Regions from separate parts of the Homo sapiens genome. Here regions 1, 2 and 3 are each linked to region 4. Evidence: read pairs that join two places in POLR2A ChIA-PET (ENCODE). Cell type or tissue: GM12878. All regions are shown on one strand.

Region 1 (5,000 bases), 61 kb after region 4:
ACAGTCCTCCCATTTCAGCCTCCCAAAGTGCTAGGATCACAGGCATCAGCCACCATTCCCGGCCAAAAAATTAAAAAAAAAAAAAAATTAGCCTAGCATGGTGGTGCACGTGTAGTCCCAGCTACTTGGGAGGCTGAGGTGGGAGGATTGCTTGAGCCAGAGAGGTTGAGGCTGCAGTGAACCATGATCACCCCCTGCACTCCAGCCTGGACGACAGAGCGAGACCCTGTCTCAAAGAAAAGAGAATTATCGCCAGGCATGTCTGTAATCCCAGCACTTTGGGATGCTGTGGCGGTTGGATCACCTGAGGTCAGGAGTTCGAGACCAGCCTGGCCAACATGACAAAACCCAGTCTCTACTAAAAATAGAAAAATTAGCCAGGCATGGTGGTGGGAGCCTGTAATCCCAGCTACTTGGGAGGCTGAGGTAGGAGAATCGCCTGAATCTGGAAGGCAGAGGTTGTAGTGAGCTGAGATCACGCCATTGCACTCCAGCCTGGGCAACAAGAGTGAAACTCCATCTCAAAAAACAAACAAACAAACAAAAAGTATTAAAAGATAAAGGACATAAAGTGTTGGGAAACTCCAGAGATCTCCTCTTTAAATTCTCTATAAGTCTCTTTTCAAGCTTTTGTTTTGTTGTTTACCTCCCTAGTAAGCTAAGCCCTAGGAGCCATGATGGCACTTCTTAGCATTTCAAAGACTGAGAATTAGCTTAACTTTTGTTGGTGTAGTTATTAAGGCATCTAATGACCTTAACTTTTTAATATTCCTATACCTTATTTTCCCTCTTGGCCCCAATTTCCTGACAATCCCTGCTCTTATATTTTAGGTATATGAAAAGATGGCAAAATGAGTCCTTTTCTGATTTTTTTTTCTCCTTTTTTGAGACAGGGTCTTGCTCTGTTGCACAGGCTAGAGTACAGTGGCACGATCACAGCTCACTGCAGCCTTCACCCCCGGGACAAAACTTTCCTCCTGAAATGGGAAAAGTTCCCTTGTCCCCCTCACAGGGCGTGCAATGGGAGTGTGGCTCACTTCTTCACTGCCCTGCTGCTCAGACCTGTAGGGTAACATACAGAGGGGCAGGCTATGGGGCTCCAACCCCGGCAGTGTCTAGGGGTGAATGCTTACATCTGAAGCCCCAGTGGGTGTGTGTTACAGGGTGCTCTTTTAGTTTAGCTGTCCTTAGGCGGCTTGTGTTAGCTCAATTAGACCCCTGCCTTATCACAAGAACAGAGGGCTTTCTGTATCCCAAGGTTCTTGTCTTGGTGTACTGGAAGAATTGGATCAAATGTGGGCTTGGAGAATGAGTGTAAGGTTTTATTGAGTGAAAGTAATGCTCAGCAGATTGGGGAGCCAGAAGGGAGATGGTTTTCCCCTGGAGTTCAGCTACTCAGCGGCCCAGGCTCTTCTCCAAATGCCCCAGCCAAACTCTGCTTCGTTCCACGGCCTGCTGGCATTTGTCATGTGCTCTTCCGCCACGTGTGCTCTTCTGCCGGCATGCTCCTCTCAACGCCCTCTCGAGGTCCAGCCGCTGTGTCTTCTTCTGCCAATGTGTTCCTCTAGAAGTCCAGCCGCTTGTGTGTCTGCCTGCTAGGGTCTGGGGAGTTTTTATAGGCACAGGGAGGGGCTGTGGCAGGCCAGGGTGGTCTTGGGAAATCCAACATTTGGGCGGGAAAACAAAAATGCCTATCTACCTAGGTCCGTGGACACAGGCCCCTGATGGAGCCCTAGCCAGGGACCATGCCCTCCTCTACCCAGCACTTCCCTTACCCCCTTCTGTATCATTTAAAGGGACCACGTTCTCTACCCAGCACACCCGTGTCACTCCTACCTCAGCGTCCCAAGTAGCTAGGACTGCAGGTGTGTGCCAACACACCCAGCTAGTTGTTTTTGTTTTTGTTTTTGTTTTTAATTTTTTGTAAAGACAGGGTCTCACAATGTTGCCCTGGCTGGTCTCAAACTCCTGGACTCAAGCACTCCTCCTGCCTTGGCCTCCCAAAGTGCTGGGACTACAGGCTTGAGCCATTGCACCCAGCCCCCTTTTTCTGATTGTTATCTTCTCCTGGAAAGTGATAAATGAAGCTATCTTTGTTTCAGTGAATAATAGAATATGAAATCCTGTAAAGCCACATAGGTTATTAGATGAATATCACAGAGCTTATTATGCACTATGGCTTAATGTTAGATTATAGATGTGACCAAATGGTAATTAACAGAGCTGGAGCTGTAATTAAATACTATTATGCTGCTCTGTGATCTCTCCTTAGATTTCTGTTGCAAAGTAAATGGAAAATGAATAGTTCAAACCCATAGGTGGATTTCGTCGCTTCTCCCCATCCCTGAACATCTCTTTTAATTAACTAAGTAATTAAATAAAGTCATCTTCATACAACAGAGATGCCAAACTCTGCCTAGTAACTCTAATCAGTAAGGGTAGTTTGATGCATACTTGTTAATGAGTTCCTCATGTGTATGAGTCTGTTCTGTTATTCTTAGTGATCAGTTCAGCTGAAGTTTCTTCTCTTCACTTATTGTATAGCAGGGTATAATTTGGCAGACTGCTTGAATGCAACAGTGATGTTTCCAACCTACATTTTAGGTGTTGTTTTCTGGATTTCTTGGTGCAAAACTGGGGACTTCATTTTATCTAGAATGTATTAGCATATGTTTCTCCTAGCCTGCCAGGAGCACTGAATAACCTAGCAGGAAATTAAACTACTTCCAGAAAAGAGCTGTCCTCAGTGGCTGAGAGAAAGTGTATAGGTGTCTCCCTGGGGTAAACTTCCTTCTGTGCCTAGGGTTGCTGCCTGAGCTGTGGAACAGGTTGGCAATAGGACATGTGCAAGCAAGGCAATCAGAAAGTTCACAGGGGTGACCTGGAAGGTTTAGGCCAATGTCTGTGTCCAGTAGGACCTTGCAGGAATTTCTCTTGTGAGTAGAAGAAAGTATAAAAAAGGGAACAAACCCTAAGCAAAAGAAGTACACATATAGGCTGTGAAACTGCTTCTGTCACAGTTCTTCCCCAAGAGAAAGAATAGATAAACAGAGGTGAGGCCAAGAGTAAAGATGATCTGTATATTCTGTCTCTAACTTTCCCTCTCTAGTGACTCTCAAGAGTTTGTTCCAGCACTGCAGAGGAGTGAGTAGGGAGGATCCAGTTTACTTTTTCTGTGTTGTTTTTTACCTTCACTTCTGTGCATGGAAATTTTAAAGATCTTTCCAGGATCTACCACATCCCAAGAAGGTTGGGAAATTAAATTATAAATGCCCAGTTTTCAAGAGAGCAAATATGCCTTTTGGCATTTATCATAAATGTAGATGATTCATTATACAGGCTTCTACTTCCATTTCATTTCATGAAAAAGGTGGAGTTGGGGAAGTACAAGGGGTGTGTGTGTGAGACAAGCAGACAAGGATGTTTTGGCAGCTCTTCAGGGACCAGAATTAATCAGAATCAGTGTATGAACATTCTGTGGACTCACAATGATGATCTACAAATAGTGATGACTTTCTAAGCCAAGAAGTCAGAGCCAACTGTGGAGAATGGATCCGGAACCCAGACCTCAGCCTATAGGCTAGTTTTCAAGGCCAGGAAGGTGTTTGTCTCTGTGTGTGTTGTGGGAGGGAAATGGATTATAGATAGAGTGATAGTCATGTAGTAAATTATTCCAGAATCAGAGTTTTGTTGCAGAGCTATTTAGAAGCTTGGCTTACGGATACATGTATGATCTTCTCTGAATGTCTCTATTAAAGGACTAGACTAAGAAGTCTATTAAAGGACCTAGACTAAGAAGTCCTCACAAAGGACTCTCTATTAAAGGACCTAGACTAAGAATTCCTCACAAAGGGAAGAGTCCCAAGGATTGGGAAAGTCCCAATCTTTGACTCTCATTTTCTAGGTCTGCTGATTAGTATCATACTTAATCTTCGGAGGAAATAAGCCAGTGTGTGCATTGAGTGTCTTTGCATATGCAAGACGTTATGCTCATTCAGGATTGGGGCATCAATCACTCGAGCATAATAGACTTTGTCAGCCTCATAAATTCTGGGATTTAAAGAGTTAAAGGATCACTGCCCACTTCATTTCATTCTTTTTTTTTTTTTTGAGATAGGATTTCACTCTGTCACCCAGACTGGAGTACAGTGGTGCAATCATAGCTCACTGTAGCCTCAACCTCCTGGGCTCAAGTGGTCCTCCCACCTCCGCTTCTGGAGTAGCTGAGAATACAGGCATATGCCACCACACACAGATACCTTTTTTATTTTTGTTTTTTATAGAGGTGGGGTCTTGCTATGTTACCCAGGCTAGTCTTGAACTCTTGGCTACACGTGATCTTCCTCCATAGGCCTCCCAAAACATTAGGACTACAGGCATGAGCCATTGCACCTGACCCATCACAACTTTTATGTTGTCTCTAGATGGGTTGCATTCTTCTTGGAACCTAACTAATTACATTCTTGTGAGAGGTTCTAGTTTCTGGTTTTGGAAGCAAATTGCTTCTTTCTTTTTTTTTTTTTTTTGAGACGATCTCAGCTCACTGCAACCTCTGCCTCCCAGGTTCAAGCGATTCTGCTGCCTCAGCCTCCTGGATAGCTGGGATTACAGGCGCCCACCACTACGCCCGGCTAATTTTTGTATTTTTAGTAGAGATGGGGTTTCACCATGTTAGTCAGGCTGGTCTCGAACTCCTGACCTCAGGTGATCTGCCCACCTCGGCCTCCCAAAGTGCTGGGATTACAAGTGTGAGCCACCGTGCCTAGCCATGTTTGACTATTTCTATCTATGTGTACATAATCAACAACATCTTCAGACTGCTGTTGATTGGCTTCTGGGTGGCAACAGCACCTCCTGTTTCTTATAGATAAATTTGATGTTAGAATTATATTCCAAGATGCCATTCTCATTAAACAACCACTGTTACATGTTACAGTTTCTAAGGGTTAGAAATTCCCACCAGGTTAATCCCAGCCCTGCTATAACTTTATTCCTTCTAG
Region 2 (5,000 bases), 110 kb after region 4:
CCATCTTTTTTTTTTCCTCTGTGAATTAGGCTGGAGTGCAGGGGCAACATCTCAACTCATTACAGCCTAGATCTCCCGGGCTCAAGTGATCCCCCCATGTCAGCCTCCATAGTAGTTGGCACTACAGGCACATGCCAACAAGCCCAGATAATTTAAAGAATTTTTTAGAGACAGGGTCTCACTACATTGCCCAGGCTAGTTTCGAATTCCTATGCTCAAGCAATCCTCCCACCTTGGCCTCCCAAAATGCTGAGATTACAGGCATGAGCCACCATGCTTGGCCATGAAGCATTTTTAAAACATTGAGATATTTCTACTAAAACTAATAATTTTTTTTTTCTTGAGACAGGGTCTCTTTCTGTTGCCCAGACGGGAGTGCAGTGGCGCGATCTCGGATCACCACAACCTCTGCCTCCCAGGCTCACGCGATTCTCTTGCCTCAGCCTCCTCAGGAGCTGGGATTACAGGCACGCGCCACTACTGCCCGGCTAATTTTTGTATTTTTAGTAAAGATGGGGTTTCACCATGTTGACCAGGCTGGTCTTGAACTCCGGACCTAAGATGATCCACCTGCCTCGGCCTCCCAAATTGCTGAGATTACAGGCATGAGCCACCGTGCTTGGCTAACTAATAACTATTTTTATGTGTTTTTTTGGGAATAGGTGATACATACAGATGTATGTATCACCTATACCTGTATGTATGAGTTCAAAAGCTAAAAGGTTTTATACAGAGAAATGATAGGATATGAGAGGTTTTATTTAACAGGATCTCTCTGGTCTCTGTGTTGAGAACAGGTCAGAAAGTGATAAAGATGGAAGCAAGTTAGGAAGCTATTGCAATAATTTAAGGAGTGCTTGGAGCAGTAGAAGTGGAGGTAATGAGAAATGATCAAAATCTGGATATATTTTGAAGGTTGAGCCAAAAAGATTTGCTGATGGTCAGGTGTGGGGACATGGATAGTAGGAGAGGAACCAAGTAAAACTCTAAGGGTTTTGACCTGAACACCTAGAAGGATGTACACATGCCATTACCTCAGATAGGGAGAATTCAGAGCAAGTTGTTTTTGTTGTTCTTGGAGGAGAGGGTTGTTAAGGAGAGGATGGGTATCAGGAGCTCAGTTTGGAACATATTAAGTTTGAGATCTCCATTTAGACGTCCAATGGAAATGTCAAGTTTGTGATTAGATACATGAATCTGGAGTTTAGGGGAGAGGTTGGGGCTAGGGATAGAAGTTTGAGTCATCAGCTACACATGAAGTACCAGCAAAAGATGCTGAGGAATGACCAGAGAGATAGGAGGAAAACCAGGAGAGTATGGTGTTCTGGAAGCCAAGTGAAGGAAGCGTTTCAAGAAGGGAATTGGTCTGAGCATGAAGGAGCTGAGCATGAAGGTACCAGATCCCTGAGAGAAAGTATGTACTAATGGAAATAGTAAAAATGAGGGGCCTAGAAAAAAATCTCTCTCTCTCTTTCTACTATTATACTTGGATCAGCCTTGACTACACAAATGTTTTGAGGTTTTGAATTATTATCTGAAACAAAGCAGTGCTGCTTTGGGATTGAGTTTGTCTCAGCATTTCACTCCTAAGAACTGTGGGAACCTGGCCAGTCGTGGTGGCTCATGCCTGTAATCCCAGCACTTTGGGAGCCCGAGGCAGGTGGATCACCTGAGGCAGGACTTCGAGACCAGCCTGACCAACATGGTGAAACAGTATCTCTACTAATAATACAAAAATTAACGAGGTGTGGTGGTGCACACCTGTAATCCCAGCTGCTTGGGAGGCTGAGGCAGGAGTATTGCTTGAGCCTGGGAGGCAGAGGCTGGAGTGAGCCGAGATTGCACCACTGCACTCCAGCCTGGGTGACACAGTGAGTCTCTGTCTCAAAAATAATAATAATAATAACTAGGGGAACCTGACTAGTGCCTCATACATGTCATCATTTTCCCTTTACTCTGCTCCAATATTTATCACCTTGAAGAAGGGAGAATAGTGAGTACTCTAAAACTTAATAATGGGTACTTAGATTATGTCCATAAGACTTGGTAAATCTGAAAGTAAGATTCTAGAGAAACACGGAGCACTATTTATTACTGCTGTTTTTTAGCAGTATTATCCTCAAACATGCTGAGCCTTTCCTTATTTTGTGAACACTTATGAAAAATAGTAAGTTTTCCAAGATGAAGACCAGTTTTTCTTTCTCTTCAGCCTACTTGCTTCTCTAAAGCTAGCCCCTAATAGAGAAACTTGGTCTGTTAAGTGTTATTTGCTGCTTTTCTTTCCTGTCGTCCTATTCTCCAGCTGTCTCAACTCGGAACCTTGCAGGAAGACTATTAAACCTCATCAATGTGTGTTTCCTTTGACATTTAAACAAGCCTCCATTTTGTCTTTCCATATCATAATTTTTTCTCTTCCCTTCTCCCATTTCCAGCACCTTGTTTGACCTGTCTTCTCTTCAGCTCATTCATTATTGCTAAAGTTTGCAGATTATACCAAAGGAAGAAGCCTGATTTATAAACATGTGTTCCCACCCAGCTGTTTCAAGAATAGTAATGAGATTCATCTTCTAGTTGTGTGCCTGCTCTCTGTGTACAGCTGTGCTCATCTGCCCTTATAAATGAGATGCCTATCTCTAAGTCTTACCTTCTCTATAAATGGACTCTGTTCCTATTAAATTGATTATGCAGTAATCAGAGCAGGCCACCTTTTGGGGGAGACATCCATTTGAAATCACTTTGCTAATAGCTAGAGAGAATTTAGCCTAATTACTTCTTTAGGAGAGATGCCATTTCCCTTAAGATGCCAGGGCACTGCAAAGGGATAGGATTCCTATCCTTTTCCCCTCTGGATGACCCCCTGCAATCCTGTATGTGTATGTGTCTTTTATCTAAGGTGAAGGTAACAGGATATTCTAAGAAAATTGTGTGAAAACAATCAGAATCCATTAGAGATAGCTGTGTCAGGCCTTAGAGTCTGAAAGATCTGACCACTAATAGTGAACCCTTGAGTAAATGATTTATCCTTTCTGGTGTATCATTTCCTCCTTTGCAAAGTAGCCTTAACAATCCTTATATGACAGGATTTTTGGCACCCACTTATGGCCTGCCTTCCTCAAAAAGTGATTTAAGACCAGGTGCCGTGGCTCATGCCTGTAATCCCAGCTCTTTAGGAAACCAAGGCAGGAGGATCACTTGAGACCAGGAGTTGAAACCAGCCTGGGTAACATAGTGAGACTCTGTCTCTATTTTTAAACAAACAGAAAAAATTATAAAAAGTAAACAAATGGGCCGGGCCCGGTGGCGCATGCCTGTAATCCCAGCACTTTGGAAGGCCGAGGCAGGCAGATCACCTGAGGTCAGGAGTTTGAGACCAGCCTCAACATGGAGAAACCCCATATCTACTAAAAATATAAAATTAGCTGGGCGTGGTGGTACATGCCTGTAATCCCAGCTACTCGGGAGGCTGAGGCAGGAGAATTGCTTGAACCTGGGAGGCGGAGGTTGCGATGACCCAAGATCACGCCATTGCACTCCAGTCTAGGCAACAAGAGCAAAACTCCATCTCAAAAATAAAAATTAAAATTAAAAATTAAATTAAAAAATAAATAAACAAATGCCAGCTACTCAGGAGGCTGAGGCAGGAGAATCGCTTGAACCCAGGAGGCGGAGGTTGCAGTGAGTAGGGATTGCGCCACTGCACTCCACCCTGGGCAACAGAGCAAGACTTCGTCTCAAAAAAAAAAAAAAACACACACACACAAATAAAAATAAAAGTGATTGGCCTAGTGACTACTGTAATCTCAGCACTTTGGGAGACCAAGTTGGGTGGATCGCTTGGGGCCAGGAGTTCAAAACCAGCCTGGCCAACATGGTATAACCCTGTCTTTACTAAAAACACAAAAATCAGCCATGCATGGTGGCACACGCCTGTAATCCCAGCTACTTGGGAGGCTGAGGCACAAGAATTGCTTGAACCTGGGAGGCGGAGGTTGCAGTGAGCCAAGATTGCACTACTGCACTCTAGCTTGGACAACAGAGCGAGACTCTGTCCAAAATAAAAATAATTAAATAAAAATAAAAGTGATTTAAGGCTGTAAATATTCAATAAGATAATATGAAAACATCTAGCACATAATAGTTTTATTTTTCTTTTTTACTTTATTGTATTTATTTATTTTTTGAGATGAAGCCTTGCTCTGTCGCCGAGGCTGGAGTGCAGTAGCACAATCTCAGCTCACTGCAACACCTCCTTGAACACCTCCTGGGTTCAAGCAGTTCTCTTGCCACAGCCTCCTGAGTAGCTGGGACTACAGGCGCCCACCACCACGCCCAGCTAATTTTTGTATTTTTAGTAGAGATGGGGTTTCACCATCTTGGCCAGGCTGGCTGGTCTTGGACCCCTGACCTCAAGTGATCACTCGCCTTGGCATCCCAAAGTGCTGGGATTACAGGCATGAGCCACCGCACCCGGCTTAATCCTATATTTTTAAAAATCTAAGATTTGGGCCAGGCGCGGTGGCTCATGCCTGTAATCCCAGCACTTTGGGGAGGCCGAGGCGGGCGGATCATGAGATCAGGAGATCAAGACCATCCTGGCTAACATGGTAAACCCTGTCTCTACTAAAAAATACAACAAAAATTAGCCGGGTGTGGTGATGTGCGCCTCTAGTCCCAGCTACTCGGGGGGCTGAGGCAGGAGAATGGCGTGAACCCGGGAGACGGAGCTTATAGTGAGCCGAGATTCGTGCCACTGCACTTCAGCCTGGGCGACAGAGCGAGACTCTGTCTCAAAAAAACAAAACAAACAAAAAAACCCTGAGATTTGTAGAAGCCAAGTGACTTGTTCAAGGTTACACTATAACAAAGCCAGGATTTGCACTGAGGTTTTCTAACTCCATGTCCAGTGATTTTTAGACAACATTGTATGTCGAAGAATAAATGAATATAAGTGAGTTACTAGAGATATGTCCTAGAAGTGCCAAATCAAAAAGTATTTTATT
Region 3 (5,000 bases), 450 kb before region 4:
TTGGGATATTCATCACCTCAAACATTTATCTTTTTGTTGAGAACATTAGAATTCTTCTAGCTCTTTTGGAACATACGATAAATTATTGCTAACTGTAATCTTCCTGCTGTCAAATACTAGAACTTATTCCTTCTAATTGTATTTTTGTACCCATTAACCAACTTCTCCTCATCCTGCCCTGCCTTCCCTTCTCAGCTTCTGGGAATCACCATTGTACCCTCTACCTCCATGAGATCCATGTTTTTGACTCCCACAGATGAGTGAGAACACTTGACATTTGTCTTTCTGTGCCTGACTTCTTTCACTTAACGTAATGACCTCCAGTTCCATCCATGTTGCTCTAAATAACAGGAGTTCATTCTTTTTTATGCCTGAATAATAGTCCATTTTGTATATATACCACGCCTTCTTTTTTTTTTTTTTTTTTTTTTTTTGACACAGGGTCTTGCTCTGTCTCCCAGGCTGGAGTGCAGTGGTGCAATCATGGCCCACTTCCCTTGACCTCCTGTGCTCTGGTGATCCTCCCATCATAGCCTCCCAAGTAGCTGGGGCTACAGGTGCATGCCACCATGCCCAGCTAATTTTTGTATTTTTAGTAGAGACGGGGTTTTGCCACGTTGCCTAGGCTGGTCTCAAACTCCTGGGCTCAAGTGATGTGCCCTCCTTGGCCTCCCGAAGTGTTGGGATTACAGGTGTGAGCCACCATGCCTGGCCTATACCACATATTCTTTATCCATTCATCCATTCATGGACACTTAGGTTGATTCCATATCTTGACTGTTGTGAATAGTGTGCTGGAATAAACATGGGCATGCAGAAGAAATATATATGCTTTGATATATTTGCTTTCTTTTGGATACATACCTAGTAGTGGGGTTGCTGGATGCTATGGTAGTTACATTTTTAGTTCTTTTAGTAATCTCCATACTGTTTTCCATAATGGCTGTGCTACTTCACATTCCCACCCACAGTGTATGAGTGTTCCCCTTTCTCCATATCCTTGCCAGCATTTGTTGTTTTTTGTATTTTTAATAATGTCTTTTTTTATACATTGCTGGGTTTGGATTGCTATTATATATTCTTTTACATCTACGTTCATAAGATAAACCTGTAGTTTCTTTCTCATGAAAATTGTATGGTTTGGGGAATTAAGATTATATGGTAATTTCTTCTATTCTTTCGAGAATGTTTATACTATTGGAATGATCTGTTTCTTAAAAATTGGTGGTACCTATAAAACTGTTCAGGCTTGGTATTTTTGTTTATGCTTTATGGAAAGATTGTTAACTATAAACAGTTTATTTCTCTGAGTGGTTATAGAGTTTGGTAGTTTTATTAAAAAGCCATAAGAAAAATGATGGTTAATCTGGCTAATACTTTAATTCTCTGTTCTGTGAAACATGCATGGTGGTTGTTCCCAAAGATATAACACATCCTCATTAAGTTTCTTGATATTAGCCCTTCTCTGATCTTAATCAGACTTCTGAAAGTGAATCTTTATAACAGTATCTTTAAACAAAGGTGTATCACTTAGTTTGTTTAGTTACTAGTTTAGTCATTTATAGCTAATATTGGTAAAAATTCTAGTGTGTAGTGTTTTCTACAGGGATATTGCCTCAAACACTTGTTTTTGGAGTTAACATACATCAAGTGGTCACATCTGGTCAAATGATCAGAAGTTGAAATTCTACCTTGTGGTAAATATATTCTTGAAAAAAGTGATAGGTATATGCAAAGACTCATTTTAGTGCTCAGCTCAAATAGTAAAGTTTTACTTCGCATAAGTTTAGATTTCCCTGAAATACATAAACTCATTAATTTCTTGATCATTGTATTGTACTAGCAATTAACTTAGCTTTCAGAATTATGGAGGAAAAGCTAATAAAAGTAATTATAGAACACCAGTTTTGGAGTAAAGGGTTTTTTTTTTTTTTTTTTGGGACGGAGTCTCGCTGTGTCGCCCCAGCTGGAGTGCAGTGGCGCGATTTTGGCTCACTGCAAGCTCTGCCTCCCGGGTTCATGCCATTCTCCTGCCTCAGCCTCCCGAGTAGCTGGGACTACAGGCGCCCGCCACCACGCCCGGCTAATTTTTTTGTATTTCTAGTAGAGACAGGGTTTCACCGTGTTAGCCAGGATGGTCTCAATCTCCTGACCTTGTGATCCACCCTCCCCAGCCTCCCAAAGTGCTGGGATTACAGGCGTGAGCCACTGCGCCCGGCCCAGGGAGAAGACTTTTAAAGATGGCTAATAGGCCGGGCACTGTGGCTCATGTCTGTGATCCCAGCACTTTGGGAGGCCAAGGCAGGTAGATCACCTGAGGTTGGGAGTTCAAGACCAGCCTGGCCAACATAGTGAAACCCCATCTCTACTAAAAATACAAAATTTAGCTGGGTGTGACAACGCATGTCTGTAATCCCAGCTACTTGGGACGCTGAGACAGGAGAATCACTTGAACCCGGGAGGCAGAGGTTGCAGTGAGCTGAGATTGCGCCACTGCACTCCAGCCTGGGCGACAGAGCAAGACTTGATCTTAAAAAAAAAAAAAAAAAAAGATGGCTAATAATAACCTGACTTAAAATTTATTTAAAAGTAGGGTTTGGGGCCGGGCACGGTGGCTCACGCCTGTAATCCCAGCACTTTGGGAGGCTGAGGTGGGTGGATCACCTGAGGTCAGGAGTTCGAGACCAGCCTGGCTAACATGGCGAACCCCTGTCTCTACTAAAAATACAAAAATTAGCCAGGCGTGGTGGTGCGTGCCTGTAATCCCAGCTACTCAGGAGGCTGAGGCATGAGAATCGCTTGAACCCGCGAAGTGGAGGTTGCACCACTGCACTCCAGCCTGGGGGATACAGCGAGACTCTGTCTCAAAAAAAAAAAAAAATTAGGGGCTTATGAGAGAAACAATAAAGGTTGCCGTCAGACTTCTGGTTTCTGTAAGGGTTGCCAACCCATTGTTTACTTAGGTGGTAAGGCCACTCTGACAACTTGGCCATTTGTAGTTCATTAGTTTGGACTGGAGAAAAGAAAAAAAAATCTGATATCTCTTCCTTGGTCCTCAAGCTTCTCAGCACTCAAGTAACTTTTGACATAAATAAATCATGAGTAGTTGATAGTTACTAGAGCAAGTAGCCGTAAGTATCTCATCTCCAGGAAAAGCTGTTGCTCAACTTTTTCTGGCTTATTCTTTTGCTTCGTCACGTGGACAGCTGGAGCTTCATTCTGCTTTCAGAGCAGATTTGAACTGGGTTTGCTTTTTCAATTTAGAAGGTAATCCACCCATTAATACTGTGATTCTTCTGCGGTTTTCTGGGCCCTTTCTAAGTTTTGTTAGGTTGAGACCCAAAAAGTTTAGTTGGGAAATTAAACCAGAGAATTCAGTAGAATGTCTGAGGCTAAATCTGGGGTCTCATGAGGTCTCTAATGGCCTTGCACATGATTTTCCTTAACTAGCTCAGTGGTCAGCTTCATGCTATTTTCCCCATCCTTCCAGCTCTCCCTTTTCCATTTTCATTAGTCCCTCTACTCTGTATCTCAGAAGTTCTTTACCTTTTTTGTGCTGTGGGCCAATTGGCAGGCCCTGTAAAGCCTGTGGACACATCCCCAGAATAATGTTTTTAAATGTATGAAATAAAATACATTAAAATATGAAGGAAACCAATTATATTGAAATTCAGTTTTAATAAATTAAAATGATTTTACATTAATAACATACTTAAATAGAGATGAGCATAAATGAGACTTTGAGATCTATAAAAACCATAATCTCATATAAAAATATCTAATATCAGTTACAATCTCAGGTACTTCTATTATGGTTTGTTGCTTATCTTTATGATTAATGTATATGCCAAATTTCAGTTCAAGGTTAATGAAAATGAAATTATAATAATTTTATTCCCATCCAAGTTCATAGATTACCCCCTGAAGTATGTGGCTAATGGACCCCAAGATAAGAACCCCTAGTTTAACTCCTTAAGCTATGGAGTTAAACTCTAGTTTGTAGAGTTAGGTACACCCTATTCTGAAATCCAGTGGACATTGAATGTCCATTCTCCCAAGCACAAATACTTTTAGTGCATCTGTGCCAGTTTTGAAACGTGGTGGGAGAGGAGTCACTGTCTGCTGTAGGCTGAATAATGCCCCCCTTCCTTTTCCCAAAGAAGTCCACATCTTAATCCTGCAACCAGTGAGTATGTTAGGTTATGTGGCAAGGGGGAGTTAAGGTTGAAGATGGAATTAAGATTGCTAATCAGCTGACCTTAAGATATGGAAGTTATCCTGGATTATCTGGCTGGGACAGTGTAATCACAAGGATCCTTAAAAATGTAAGACAGGCTATGAAAGACGATATGGAAGAGACGCAAAGAGATGAAATGTTACTGGCTTTGAAGATGGAAGAAGTGGGCCGTGAGGCAAAGAACCCTAGAAGCCAGAAAGGGCAAGGAAACAGATTCTTTCCTAGAACCTCCAGAAAGGAACACAGCCCTACTGACACCTTGATTTTAGCCCAGCAAAACCCATTGGACTTTTTCAGAACTGTAAGATAATTTGCATTGTTTAAACTGTTAAATTTGTGATGATTTGTTGCAGCAGCAATAAAAACTAATAGGCTGTCCCACCTCACTCATTTCTCCCTAGAAGTAAAGGTGGCAAAACCAACAGTATTTCATGCTAAGTTCTTCCAGGGTAGTTTTTAAAGACTCCATGGAGGCCCATTTATGATCTGGGTATAGCTCCTGGGATAGATTTACTCCTAATTGTCCTTGTCCTGTTACATTAGTGTGATCACACAACTCCTTAGCTCTATCTTGCCTTACTATGAAATATACTAATTTTCCCTCAAAAAATGAGTTATCTCATCCTCCAAGAGCCATGTTACCTTACCATTTAATTTGGATTTGACCTCTAAATACAGTTAAGTTTTAACAGTACCTACGTTTTTGAGATCCTTTGACTGTAATGTAAGGGTTCTGTGTGGAGCAAAGAGCAGTTAAGCAACA
Region 4 (5,000 bases):
CTCCTGGCCAGCACTTATTTTAAATGCCAGCCATTATTCTAAATGCTTCATATATATATATTAGTTTATTTAACCCTCATGACAATCAGATATTATCTATTTGCATTTTATAGATGAAGAAACCAAATGAAAGGTTAAATAAGTGATCAGTTTCCCAACCCTAATTAAAAATTTAACAGAAATTATTGCCCTTCCCTCCTAGCCACTAAATACTTAGCACTGCTTTACTAGTCTTTCACATAATGCCAGTGTATTTAGTCTGTTTGTAATCTGTTAACACCATGTTGACCAGTTCTTGGTTGTTATATACAGTGTTTACCTTCCGATTTTTAGCCTCTGTAATACAGTTACAGCATTACCTAGGTTTATTGAGTTTTTTTATAGTTACTAGATTTAGTGTATACTTAGTTATCAGTATTTGAGGGAATTTCAAAATATTATTTATATCCTATCTGCTTTTTAAAAGGATTTAATGCCATTTATAATAAATAAGTCATACAATGAACTTTTCAACATTAAAGATTAAAAACCGTAAAGAGGAACCAGGATAATTATATCCAAAATGTAAGCTCATTTAGTAATAACAAGTTAATATTAAATTTAGTTCTTCTTTCTGACATTTTTGGTAAGAATGAGATTCTTGGTTTTGGAGATAGCACAGACTATTAGTTTGAAATTATGGGATTTGGTATGTCACATATTATTCAGAATGCTAAAATATCTGCCACTGAGCAAACCTGAAATGTAATTCTTTTTTCTTATTCTTCTTTTTTTTTTTTTTGACAACTTCTGATACCAAAAAAATGTGTAATTCTTTACATACCTTCTAATAGTAGATGGTCAGATTTTTTGTACGTGCAGTGATTTCAGAGAACATTGAAAAATAATCAGGAACTGGTTCAGTTTGCACAAATTTACTCTTCTACTCCTTCTTCTGCACCCACTAAAAATTGTGAAACTGTGCAGATGTAATAAATATATTGTGTGTAGGCTGAAGTATGATACAGAGTGTGAAACTGAAATATTTAGTCCAAATTTTTATTCAGCAATGAATAAAAATTCCCAGGGCAATGAATAATTCTATCGAGGGCTGAAATTAGTGGTGGGGATTGGTGGAAAGAGAGATGGAGCTCATTTTATGAAGTCTCATAAATTTGGCATGAATCTTATAATCAGTGAAGAGCTATTAAAGACTTTTTGATCAGGGTAGTGTCATGAAATTGAATTTTAGGAATTTTTTAGGAAGCTGAATACTGTTAGTGGTATATAGAAAGATTTTCTGGTTTTTTTTGGGACGGAGTCTCGCTCTGTCGCCCAGGCTGGAGTGCAGTGGCGCGATCTCGGCCCAGTGCAAGCTGCGCCTCCCAGGTTCACGCCGTTCTCCTGCCTCAGCCTCCCGAGTAGCTGGGACTACAGGCGCCCACCACCGCACCTGGCTAATTTTTTGTATTTTCAGTAGAGACGGGGTTTTACTGTGGTCTCGATCTCCTGACCTCGTGATCCGCCCGCCTCGGCCTCCCAAAGTGCTGGGATTACAGGCGTGAGCCACCGCGCCCGGCCGAAAGATTTTCTTAAAGGAGGAGATACCAGGAAATCACTTTATAGTCTATTGGTGTATATCATACATAGACTATTGCTTTTTGGTTTGTTATTTACTACTGTAATTCAAGGTGTAAGTAGCCCCAGCTTAATATAGTTTCTCATAAATTTTCATTCTTAACCTCTCCCAAGAAGCTCACCATACTTAACTCTCCATTATTGCTGTACCTTTTTTGTTCTCCAAATTGTAATACGTACATTTCTCTACCTGTCACCCTTTGATTTCCCCTTCCCTTGCCATCTCTTGCCACCCCTACCCCCACCTCCTACCTGGGTTCCAATCCTGGTTCTGCTTACCATGTAACTGTGGCAGTTTACTTTATCTCTCAAAGCCTCAATTTCCTCATCTATACAATGTGAATAATAGTTTCAGCTTCATAGGGTGGTTGGGAGAGTTATTAGGTAAATATATGGAATACTCTTAAAATAATGCTTGGCACTTAATAAGTACTATGTAAGTATTGTTACTGTTGTCTGGCTCATATTTATTTTTCTGATCTTAGCTTAGAGTTTATATCTTCCTTCTGGGAAGTCCTTTCTGCCCAAAGCTGAGTTACATATTCCTCTTTGTGTTGCCACAGATTCCTGTGCCTCCCTTGCCATGTTGTATTGTCATAGCCTAATTGTTTCATTGCCACAAGTTCTTTTTCTGCTTCCATCACATCATCACATCCTTCTTGATTGGCAAATAGTAACTACTCAATAAATATTTGTTGTCTAGCACATACATACAGTTCAAACAGAAAACTAAAATAGACTAAAGTATGAGGAAATCTTGGTATTGGAACTTAACTATTGAGGTTTATTTCAAAGAATTTTATTTTGCAGCTTCTTTTGTATAGCTTTGAAACTCTAAAATATTTCCTTTTTTTTTTTTTAGTTGCCATTTCCTTTGAGTCAGCAGGCCTTTCATCTGGACCTTGACCCAAGAAGTTATGATTTTTCTCACTGTTTCACTCTATCTCCCAGTCTGAAATAGAGCATTGCACTTTTTAGTGTCTGAGAGATATCATGCCTTTGCAGTTAAATTCTCTTCTGTGGCTTTGGCTGGAATGTGAGTAAATTTCCAGAGAGGATACATAATTCCCAGGCTGAACTCTAACCTTGTGAACTATTTTAATGTGTGGCCTCATAAATGTAAATTTTTTAAATTTTAGACCAAGGAGGTGCTTGTTGTTCTGCCTTAATTGCAACTTCTATTTAGAAAGAAAGGATCTCTTGGCTTTAAGATAGAATCAAGAGGTGATAGTAGTGAGACTCAAGTCCTGAAGATAAAAACAGAAAGGGCCAAAAGCTCACCTCTTGGTTAATCAGGCAGGTGTGGAGGTTATGGAAATCCTCAAAGATAAAAAGTGCCTGATGGCAGCAACCAAGGGGAAAGGAAGATTGGCTGAGCCCCTGGGGTGTGTAGCAAGGAGACCATTGGTAGCCAAGTTGGAATCTGAGAAGCGGCCCTGTAGCTGAACACTAGAAAAGCCTTTGCGTGAGGTATTCCCAATTCTAACATTTATTTATCACCTTCTGTGTACCAGGTTCTGTGATCATTGTTAGGAGGAATGAAATAATGACATAGCCTTCTAGAGAACCTCAGTATCCAGCAGGAAAGATGGGCATATAATGAATAATTATATTAATAACTTTAATAAGATCCCCTACCACCTATAAACTCCATGAGAACATAGAACATGTCTGTTTTGTGTCTAGCACTGAGTGGTCGCTCAATAAGTATTTATTGAATAAATGAATTTGTTTAGCCCTTTCTAGTTTACTATGTGCCTTCACAGATATCTCGTTTAATATTCTACCTTCCTTTTCTATTCACCCACTTTGTGATGTAAGCAAGATAAATAATAGTATCCGTAGCAATAATAGTATAAGACAATAAACTGAGTTAAATAGAAGTTAAAATGATAAACAGAGAAGGGAGTAAAATAGGAGCTTTTGTAGCTACATCTTAATCAGATGAGTTGTTATACCTCTGTCCAGTATCTAGAGTAATTACATACTTACCACCCTTCCTCTTGTCTCTCTGGGTTTTTTTTGAGACTGAGTCTCGCTCTGTCACCACGCTAGAGTGCAGTGGCACAATCTCAGCTCACTGAAAACTCCACCTCCCAGGTTCAAGTGATTCTCCTGCCTCAGCCTCCCGAGTAGCTGGGACTACAGGTGCATGCCACCACACCTGGCTAATTTTTTTGTATTTTTAGTAGAGATGGGGTTTCACCATGTTGGCCTGGATGGTCTTGATCTCTTGACCTCGTGATCTGCCCGCCTCGGCCTCCCAAAGTGCTGGGACTACAGGTGTGAGCCACCACACCCAGCGTCTCTCTGGTTTTTTAATTTGTTTTTTTTTTTCCCCCCGCAGAAGATCCTTTGGTTTTCTACTAGATGTTATTCCATCTAGATAGTGTTTATTTATTGTTCATAGTCATCTCTTACCCAGGGAATTCCTTATTTTGTATTCCTGAAATCGAAATATTCTTTCATACTCATTATTTAGATGCTAAGAGAAAACTTGGGGACCGCTCTTCCCAACAAGATTGTCTCAAATTTTGTGCCCATCTGTGTGCATTCACGCACATGAGCATGTGTGTGGAGGAGAAGAGGAAAAGAACAGAGATGGAAAAGATTTTGAAGTGGGATGCTTGGCAAGAGGAGTAAATAGATGATAATTATGAAGAAGAAATTGGCAGGATTTCTTAACTGACTAGATTATGGGAACAAGGAGTAGAGAAACAGGTCAAAGTTGGCTGAAGTCCATAGAATGTATATTTTAATTTAAGTGCTAAATTTCCTCCATACATTTTTCATGAACTTTGAAAAATTTGTTGGCTTTATACGAACCTGTGAACTTCAGTGAGAAAAACAGCATCTTTATATTTTTGAGCATAGTCTCAATGTCATTAATTCTTCTGCTTAAAAATCCTCAAATGACTTGCCAAATTAGGATAAAATCTAAATTCTGTTACCAAGGCCCCAAATTTCTACGTATCTGACTGCAACTGCCTACTTAAACTGATCTTACCATTATTCCCATTCATATACCACCCACATAGGCTTTATATCTGCTCTTACTTAAGAGTTTTTATACTTCCTGGTCCCTCATCCTGGTTGTTCCTCCCCAGTACTCAGCTTATTCAGTTATCAGCTCTTCCATACTCCTTTATCTAACGTGGTACCCTCAGTGACTTGTTATCTAACCTATTACTTTGTTTTGTTTTATTTTTATAACAGCACTTACTACTTTCTGATATTGTCATCTTGTTTGTCAGTTTTTCTCTTCTAGAGAAATCTTTGTGAGGGCAGGTTCTTGGCTCTCTACTGATTACTTGAGTCTCCATTGCCCAGCCTTCTTGTTGTATCAGTTTTAATATAGCAAACCAAAATAGGATCTTAATTTT

The links. ChIA-PET counts read pairs that join two places held together with the same protein. Peaks named below come from ENCODE experiments on the same cell type or tissue, not always from the same donor. Only the 100,000 strongest peaks of a DNase experiment are listed, where the experiment ranks them.
Region 1: POLR2A ChIA-PET joins it to region 4 with 5 read pairs; 9 of 35 experiments call an interaction of 5 or more read pairs at or near these places.
Region 2: POLR2A ChIA-PET joins it to region 4 with 6 read pairs; 6 of 35 experiments call an interaction of 5 or more read pairs at or near these places.
Region 3: POLR2A ChIA-PET joins it to region 4 with 6 read pairs; 2 of 35 experiments call an interaction of 5 or more read pairs at or near these places.

What each region holds. Positions count from the first base shown.
Region 1 is chr15:64,617,258-64,622,257 of GRCh38, forward strand. The region is part of intron 2 of ZNF609 (zinc finger protein 609); the gene reads left to right. All of the region lies in intron 3 of LOC101930091 (a long non-coding RNA gene), which reads right to left. Among named protein-coding and RNA genes, the nearest start is that of OAZ2, 84 kb to the right of the region's middle. RefSeq lists an enhancer at 370-962. In GM12878, no CTCF peak of the experiment used is centred here; a DNase peak (open chromatin) is centred at 2,961; H3K4me3 peaks cover 908 bases; H3K27ac peaks cover 1,705 bases.
Region 2 is chr15:64,662,342-64,667,341 of GRCh38, forward strand. The region is part of intron 3 of ZNF609 (zinc finger protein 609); the gene reads left to right. Among named protein-coding and RNA genes, the nearest start is that of OAZ2, 38 kb to the right of the region's middle. RefSeq lists enhancers at 3,973-4,672, 4,673-5,000. In GM12878, no CTCF peak of the experiment used is centred here; a DNase peak (open chromatin) is centred at 3,017.
Region 3 is chr15:64,102,353-64,107,352 of GRCh38, forward strand. All of the region lies in intron 1 of SNX1 (sorting nexin 1), which reads left to right. Among named protein-coding and RNA genes, the nearest start is that of SNX1, 8.9 kb to the left of the region's middle. RefSeq lists a silencer at 2,838-3,132. In GM12878, no CTCF peak of the experiment used is centred here; no DNase peak of the experiment used is centred here.
Region 4 is chr15:64,556,424-64,561,423 of GRCh38, forward strand. All of the region lies in intron 2 of ZNF609 (zinc finger protein 609), which reads left to right. All of the region lies in intron 4 of LOC101930091 (a long non-coding RNA gene), which reads right to left. Among named protein-coding and RNA genes, the nearest start is that of ZNF609, 98 kb to the left of the region's middle. RefSeq lists enhancers at 965-1,466, 1,467-1,966. In GM12878, no CTCF peak of the experiment used is centred here; no DNase peak of the experiment used is centred here; H3K27ac peaks cover 316 bases.